Regions from separate parts of the Homo sapiens genome. Here region 1 is linked to region 2. Evidence: chromatin loops called from intact Hi-C (ENCODE). Cell type or tissue: Caco-2. All regions are shown on one strand. Each heading gives the region's core, and the rest is flanking DNA. Links, peaks and the distances in the headings are about the cores only.

The links. Hi-C counts contacts between places; a loop is a spot of excess contacts. Peaks named below come from ENCODE experiments on the same cell type or tissue, not always from the same donor. Only the 100,000 strongest peaks of a DNase experiment are listed, where the experiment ranks them.
Region 1: it touches region 2 in a loop (3-fold over the local background); 1 of 110 quality-filtered maps calls a loop at or near these places.

What each region holds. Positions count from the first base shown.
Region 1 is chr20:25,434,868-25,439,260 of GRCh38, forward strand. The region is part of intron 5 of GINS1 (GINS complex subunit 1); the gene reads left to right. Among named protein-coding and RNA genes, the nearest start is that of GINS1, 29 kb to the left of the region's middle. RefSeq lists enhancers at 2,514-3,185, 3,186-3,857. In Caco-2, for the core only: no CTCF peak of the experiment used is centred there; a DNase peak (open chromatin) is centred at 2,404.
Region 2 is chr20:25,572,757-25,577,149 of GRCh38, forward strand. All of the region lies in intron 1 of NINL (ninein like), which reads right to left. Among named protein-coding and RNA genes, the nearest start is that of NINL, 11 kb to the right of the region's middle. In Caco-2, for the core only: a CTCF peak has its summit at 1,853; a DNase peak (open chromatin) is centred at 1,835.

The DNA of each region.
Region 1 (4,393 bases), core at 291-4,290, 140 kb before region 2:
GGATGAAATGCAGTGTCCTTGCATAGCAGAAGGTGGAAGGACAAAAAGGACCAAACTCCTTCCATCAAGTCATTTTATAATGGCATAAATCCATTTATGAAGGCAGAGCCCTTATGCCCTGACCACCTCACCAAAGTCCTCACCTCCCAACACTGTTGAATTGAGGATTAAATTTCTACCACATTGATTTTTGGGGATGCATTCAGACATAGCATTTACCTATATTGAGATCTTTATTTCTTCACATGGGTTCAAGTTACTATCTTGTGATAGTTACCATATATAGGATTCTTGGTTGGTGATGTTGTTCTTTTAGTACTTTGAATATATTGGCCCACTGCCTTCTAGCCTCCAAAGTTTGTAATAAGAAATTTGGTGAAAATCTTATTGAGGATCCCAGGTATGTGATGACTTACTTATCTTTTGCTGCTTTCTTTTTGAATTTTTTAGAGACAGGGTCTCACTGTGTCAAGCAGGATAAACCGCAGTGGCACAATCATAGCTCACTGTAATCTCAAACTCCTGGGCTGAAGCAATCCACCTCAGCCTCCCAAGTGGCTAGGACTAGTGGCGCATACCTCCAAGCCTGGCTAATTTTTAAAGTTTTTGGGGCCAGGTGTGGTGGCTCACGCCTGTAATCCCAGCACTTTTGGAGGCCGAGGCAGGCAGATCACAAGGTCAGGAGTTTGAGACCAGCCTGAGCAAAACGATGAAACCCCATCTCTACTAAAAATACAAAAATTAGCCGGGTGTGGTGGTGCACGCCTGTAATCCTAGCTACTCGGAAGGCTGAGGGAGGAGAATTGCGAATTGCTTGAACCTGGGAGGCAGAGGTTGCAGTGAGCCGAGATCACACCACTGCACTCCAGCACGGGCAACAGAGTGAGATTCCGTCTCAAAAAAAAAAAAAAAAAAAAAAAACCAACTTTTTGTAGAGTTACACTTTTTTTTTTTTTTTTTTTTGAGACGGAGTCTCACACTGTCACCCAGGCTGGAGTGCAGTGGCGCAATCTCAGCTCACTGCATCCTCCACCTCCCGGGTTCATGCCATTCTCCTGCCTCAGCCTCTCAAGTAGCTGGGATTACAGGCACCTGCCACCATGCCCAGCTAATTTTTTTTTTTTTTTTGTATTTTTAGTAGAGACGGGGTTTCACCATGTTAGCCAGGATGGTCTCGATCTCCTGACCTTGTGATCTCACCTTGGCCTCCCAAAGTCCTGGGATTACAGGCGTGAGCCACTGTGCCCGGCCGAATTAAACTTTTTCTAGATAACAGGGTCTCCCTATGTTGCCTAGGCTGGTCTCAACCTCTTGGCTTCAAGTGATGCTCCCACCTTGGCCTCCCAAAATGCTGAGATTATAGGTGTGAGCCACCCTGCCCAGCCCTCTCTTGCTGCTTTCAAGATTCTTTGTCTTTTGAAAGTTTGATTATAATGTGTCTCATTGCGAGTCTGAGATCATCTTGTAGTTTGTTGAGCTTCTTTGATGTTTATATTTATGTCTTTTATCAAATTTAAGGAGTTTTCAGTTACTATTTCTTCAAAAATTCTCTCTGCCCCTTTGTCTTTCTCTTCTTGGTTTGCTTGATGGTGCCCTTCAGGTCTCTCAGGCTCTGTCCTTTTCTTCGGTCTTTTTTTATTTTTGTTCTTCAGACTTAGTCATTTCTGTTATCCTGTCTTTAGGTTTGCTTGTTCTTCTGCCTGCTCCAATCTGTCTTTGAATCCCTCAAGTGAATTTTTCATTTCGGTTTTTATAGTTCTCAGCTCCGGAATATCTTTTTGGTCTTTTTAGGTTTTCTATTTCTCTACTATTTCCATTTTGTTCATACATTGTTTCCATAACTTTCTCCCCATCTTCCTGTAGTTCTTAGAGCATCTTTAAAACTCTTGTTGTAAAGTCTTTGTGTAATAGATCTACCATCAAGTCTTTTTCAGGGACCATTTCTTATTTTTCTTTTTCCTTTGAATGGACCATACTTTTATGTTTCTTTGTATGTCTTGTGATTTGATTGTTTTTGCTGAAAACCAGACATTTCAGTCTAATAATGTTATAACTCTATAAATCAGATTCTCCCCTTTCCCCCAGGGTTTGCTGGTTTTGTTACTGTTTTTGTTTTTTTGGTTGTTGTAAGCTGTCGCTGTGCTTAGAATCAACCTGAGGTATAACCTTAAGGTTTTCTCAAATCTTTATTGAACCTGTGCCTTTCCTTGGTCACTTTCTAATTTTTCCTGTATACACAGTTGCTTTTCACTGCCCTAGTCTTTAATGTCTGGCTCCTGAAAGGGGGAAAAAAGAAAAATGAATAGAGGTGGGAAAACGGTGCTAGCCCTTTAAATCCCCTGGAATTCACTTCAGTGGAATGCGGGAGGGGCTTGCAGCCTTTGAGAAGGTGTGACAAAAATGTCTGCCAGCCTCATCATTTGCACCTCTGTGATCAGAAACAGCAATCAGCAGTGAGGAGCAGGGTGCTTTTTGCACACTCTGCACCAGCAACCTGTGTACAAGCTACTCCAAGAACACATGCACTGTGGCCTGCCACAAAGCTAGGAACAGGGGATGGTTAGCTGCTGCTATGCTAAGAGGCAAAATGGACAGTAAATTGCAGTGAATGTTTGTCAAAGCTCCAACCTCAAGCCTTCAGTAGACTCCAGAGTTCCAAAATACTGACGTCAGACAGAGTCTGCCCGTGCAGTTGTTGTGGAGGTAGGCAGACAGATTCCTGATGTTTCCTACTCCACCATTTTACCTGAATCCAGGAGTTATTTACATTACTTTAAAACACATAAATTGTATATTCCTGGTATATATGTTCTGAGGACAAAAGAATTACAAAGAGTTCTTAACCTGTTTTTACTAATCATATTATTAGTAATAATTTTGTTACTGTTATTTTGAAACAGTTTTCATATTGAAGAATAGAGCAAAAGGGTAATTGACATTACCAACAGTTTTCAGAATAAGAGAAAAGGGGCCGGGCACAGTGGCTTACGCTTGTAATCCCAGCACTTTGGGAGGCCGAGGCGGGTGGATCACCTGAGGTCAGGAGTTTGAGACCAGCCTGGCCAACATGGTGAAACCCCATCTCTACTAAAAATACAAAATTTAGCCAGGCGTGGTGGCGGGCACCCGTAATCCCATCTACTCAGGAATTTGAGGCGGGAGAATCGCTTGAACCCATGAGAAGGAGGTTGCAGTGAGCTGAGATTGTGGCATTGCACTCCAGCCTGGGCAACAAGAGCAAAACTCCGTCTCAAAAAAAAAAAAAAAAAAGTATTGATTAGCTCTGCCTACCGAAAAGGCCTAGAAACAATGACCAAGCCAATTAGCCATGAGTGTCCAGAGTCTATACCTAAATGCCATTTCCCACTAAAGTAAACCAGGACTCCTTGCACAAAAATAGCTGATTCCAGGTTCTGAATTAAAAATGTACGAACTGAGCATGAAACATCTTGTCTTCCCAGAAAGGAAGGAAGGTGTCAAGGACTAAGCGGGGACTACTGGAAGGATATGGGGGCCAATTTGAAGGAGCTCTTGCTAACCAAAAAATGGACAATTTTAGCATCAACATGACTAATAACTGCGGTGAATTGGATCACATCAATTACGTTAGAAGTATGAATGCATAATGACACCAAAGAACAACACTTTTTTTTTTTTTTTTTTTTTTTTTTGAGGCAGTATCTGGGTCTGTTGTTCAGGCTGGAGTACAGTGGTACAATCTCGGCTCATTTGTTATTTAGGACCTGGAATCAGCTATTTTAGTGCAAGGAGTCCTGGTTTACTAAAACCTCCACCTCCCAGGCTCAAGCCATCCTCCCACCTCAGCTTCCACAGTAGCTGTAACTACAGGTGCTCACAACCACACCCAGCTAATTTTTGTATTTTTTGTACCGATGGTATTTCACCATGTTGCCCAGGCTCGTCTTGAACTCCTAAGCTCAAGCAATCCTCTTGCCTCTCCCTCCCAAAGTGCTGGGAATACGGGCATGAGCCACTGTGCCTGGCCAACAAAAATTTTAAAAAATAAAACATTTTTGAGGTTTCCTTGGAGAATGTGAGGGATCCAACTCATTTGAAAAGTGGCAAGTTAGAGAATGGAATAAAAGCATCCATTGTCTTTACTATACAAACTCTATCTTAAGGTAGCCCAATAGTTTACAAAGGAAATTTGTTTTTATAGAAGAATTCCAGCTAACAAATGTAGCAGGAATATAAGAATTAGATTAATGCTTGTAACCCTTTATTTACTAAAACCTTTCAGTAGATAATGGAGATCTTTATAATGCATGAGTATGGATGACACTTGGGCCCACTGATTAATCTCAACATCCAAAAAGAGACAGCCAGGCACTTTGTGTTTTATGGGGTCTTGTAACAGAAAGTACATAACACC
Region 2 (4,393 bases), core at 89-4,088:
CACGGAAAATGTCTCTTCCAGCTCTAAATCAACCTGAAAAGCCCTAGTGTCATGTAAGAATCTGTATTAGTAAACTGAATTATAAGGAAAGAATATTAACTTGCTTCCTCCCCAGAACAAAAAAGCAATACTTCAACCAAACATTCCACGTCCCGGTCCATTCTATCCATCTGTTATAAAACTGAGACACTTTCTCTTCCCCAGAACCTGGGTGTAACCTTTCTAGTTTCATGTTGACTATAAAGAAATAAAAGAATAGGCCAGGCGTGGTGGCTCACACCTGTAATCTCAGCACTTTGGGAGGCCGAGGCGGGCGGATCACCTGAGGTCTGAAGTTCCAGACCAGCCTGGCCAACATGGTGAAACCCTGTCTCTACTAAAAATACAAAAATTAGCTGGGCATGGTGGCACATGCCTGTAGTGCCAGCTACTCGGGAGGCTGAGGCAGGAGAATTGCTTGAACCTGGGAGGCGGAGGCTGCAGTGAGCCGAGATCACACCACTGCACTCCAGCCTGGGCGCCAAGAGCAAAACTCCATCTCAAAAAAAAAAAAAAATTAAAGAATAAAATAACATAGCCTATAAAATCTATGCTGAAAAATCCTAAGAACAGTCTACCCCTTTTCTCATGATTATTCCAACTTTCATATCTGAAATTCCAGCCATGCGATTAGGAGCCTAGAGGCATAACACACAACACTGATGCTCTTCTACGCTCTCTACACGTATCCTAAAGTGCACAGACTCTGACAGAGGCCTGAACATTTGGGGTTTCTATTTCTAAAGAATGAGCCTGCTGTGAAGGTCAGTGTCAACACCAACAATTCAAAGGCCCTAAAAGAGGATTCAGAATTGCCTGTCAACCTAAATGTAGATAAAACACAGCAATCTGAGGAGCCCATTGATGGGAAAATTACCATATTTTGCTATTGCAACTACTTGAAGTCCATGCCAAACAAAATAAACTAAAATAAAATGTTACAATCCTGGGCTGATGCAGTTTCCCCTGAGTCAACTAAAAAGACTTTGCATGGAACCATTTCTAAGTCTGACACACATAGAGTTCAAGGTCTGAGGAGACCTGAAAAGTTTCCAACATGGCGGTGACTAGGGACCCTGGAGCAGACAAGAGCCTGGAGCATCAGGCCATAGCCTGTTCCATACAGCACACCTGTTCCTGGTGGTCAGGAATGAATTCCCTGCAAGCATCCAGTGTAAAAATCACCCAGAAACAGGAACCAATAAGGGAAAGAAACCTGGGAAGGAGTGTGGGGAGTCAGGAAGCAGAGAAACCAGCCACACCCCTGCCCTTCACTGACGTCTGCGCTCAGAGCTGTTTGCCTAAAGTGTATCTGTTATTTGAATGATTCTAGTATAAATGACTGTTTCAAAAGTCCCCTATTTTAAATCACAGAATTTTAGAGCTTTATGGCACCTTAAATTCCCTTGTCCATTATCTCAACTGACTCAGGAAAACTATTCTCACTTGACAATGGAGAAAATGAAGCACAGACATCTGGATCCCAAAGTCATTTCAAGAAACAAAGCTAGTGTCTGTGCCATGGCATGGCTGGGCAAGGGCCTTGTGCCCACCACCGTCTTTTTTTTTTTTCTAGGAGAATGCTTTATTAGGCATAAAAATGCCATTGAAATGCTTTAAAATGCAACAGGAGGAGATGTGAAGACCCAAAGAACAAGTACACAGTGACACATGGCTATCAGAACACACGAAGTAAAGAATCCACACCGCTTCCACCCTTTACCCAGAAAGGGAAGGATCCAGGCCACCTCCTCCTCATGCATGCCCCACTTTACAGGAAGTGTCCACATCTCCCCTCCTAGACAGGTCCTGGAGCTCCTCCTGTTGGACCTTCTGGGGCCATCGGTGGCTAAATATCAGGTTTCTGTTCCTTGAGGGAGGAAACAGAGGAAGCACAGATTGGCATGGTAGATAGAGGTGCAGACAGAAATCCAGTCTGGAATATGTTGAGTTTAATGTAGCTACATGGTATGGGGGTGGAATCCTTGAGTGTAGATGTGGGCATGAGGGGCTGAAAAAATGTCACATGCAAAGCTCCTAGGAGTCTTCTTTTTTCCCACCTCCTCACATAACAGAGCCAGAGAAAAATACAGTATTTCATCAAATTTGAGATGCCACTAATTCTAAGACAAATGATGACGAAAAACTGCTGTCAAAATGTGACCCAGTGCTAAGATGGCATCAGTTTTTAAATGTACCCCCAAGTCAAAAATACTATCAAGCAAAGAAAAAAAAAGGTTTATCTTAGAATAGATGAAATATAGTAAACTTTTTATTGGTTGGAGGTCTTTAGATGGCAGTGAATATAGGACTAGCTTTTTAACTTGTTATTCTGAAAAACTTTCAAATGTATAGAAAATTTAAAAGAATAGGCCAGGTGCGGTGGCTCACACCTGTAATCCCAGCACTTTGGGAGGCCGAGGCGGGCGGATCATGAGGTCAGGAGATCGAGACCATCCTGGCTAACATGGTGAAACCCCGTCTCTACTAAAAATACAAAAATTAGCTGGGCGTGGTGGCAGGCGCCTGTAGTCCCAGCTACTCCAGAGGTTGAGGCAGGAGAATGGCATGAACCCAGAAGGCGGAGCTTGCAGTGAGCCGAGATTGCGCCACTACACTCCAGCCTGGGCAACAGAGCGAGACTCCGTCTCAAAAAAAAAAAAAAAAAAAGAATAGGCCAGGTGTGGTGGCTTGCGCCTGTAATCCCAGCACTTTGGGAGGGCAAGGTGGATGGATCATGAGGTCAGGAATTCGAGACCAGCTCGGCCAACATGGTGAAACCCCGTCTCTACTAAAAAGTAAAAAATTAGCTGGGCATGGTGGCGTGGGCCTGTAATCCCAGTTACTCAGGAGGCTGAGGCAGGAGAATTGTTGGAACCCAGGAGGCAAAGGTTGCAGTGAGCCGAGATCGCGCCATCCAGCCTGGGCGACAGAGCAAGTACTCAGTCTCAAAAAAAACACAAAACAACAAAAAAAAAAACTTGTAAGAATAGTACAAAAAATTCTCCAATACTCCCTCACTCGGCTGGCTTCACCACCTGTTTCCACTTTTCCCCTTTACCACAACCATTTTGTCATTTTCTCTCCCTCACTTCCTCCCTCCCTCCATATCATCTATCTACCCCTGCTCCTCTCCTTCTCCATTTGAAATCGGGTATCAGACTTTGTGCCCCTGTATCCCTAAATAGTTCAAAATGTATTCACTAAGCTCAAGGAGACAGTCACAGTACAACAAACTAGGGAAATTTGACATTTATACAATCCACCATTCAGATCAAATTCTGTCCATGGTGCCAACAATGTCCTTTACAGCTATCTTTTTCACCCCAGTCCAGTTTCCAATTCAGAGACAAGCACTGTACACGGTTTTCCTGTCCCTTTAAACCAGACCATTTTCTCAGTCTCTGTTTCTGAACTTTGAAGTCTTTGGAGTAGACACAGGCAGGGCGTTATGTAGAATGTCCCAGAGTCTGTCTGGTGTCTGCACAATTAGATTCAAGGGTGGCAGGAACACCTGGGTCAGGTGTGTCCTTGGCACATCTCATGGGGGGCACAGATGTCTCATAACTGGTGACAGTAACTGCAATCGCTTGGTTAGCATGGTGACTGCAGCAGGGTAGTCACCTTTATGTGAGTTTGAATTATGAGAAGTTTATTCATTTTTATTTTATTTTACTTTTTTGAGACAAGATCTTGCTCTGTTACCCAGGCTGGAGTGCGGTGGTGCATCCCCACTCACTGTAGCCTCCACTTCCCGTGCTCAAGTGATCCTCCTACCTCAGCTTCTCAAGTAGCTTGAACCACAGGCACATGCCACTGTGCCTAGCTAATTTTTCATTTTTTTTTGGTAGAGATGGGGTTTCAGTACATTGCCCAGGTTGGTCTCGAACTCCTGAACTCAAGAGATCCTCTCACCTCAGCCTCCCAAAGTTCTGGGATTACATGCATGTGCCACCGTGCCAGCCTGAGAATTTTAAGTGGTGAAAGTCTACAATGATAAGAGTCTTACTTTATGTGCACAGTTGGAAATAATAAAAATTCAGTAAGAATTTAAAATGTATCAAGAATTGCTTCGCTTTAAAGCTGTGCAACAGTGTACACTATCAAGTACAGTTTAAAACTTTTGCCACAGAGCAAGGCCTGGCTGGTCTTGAACTATGCAGGCTGTGGACTGTGTCCACTTCAGACCTGCCCCTGCAAACATCCTGCTTGACACAGTTTCCTGAGGAACCGTACCAGAAATCAGTACAGGCCATTAATGTAGATTGTGGGGTTCCGAAATTGGGCATCCACGTTTCTGTCCCTACCCAGAGTTGGGGAAAATCTCAGCCTGTCACTTACCTTCATTTGGGGC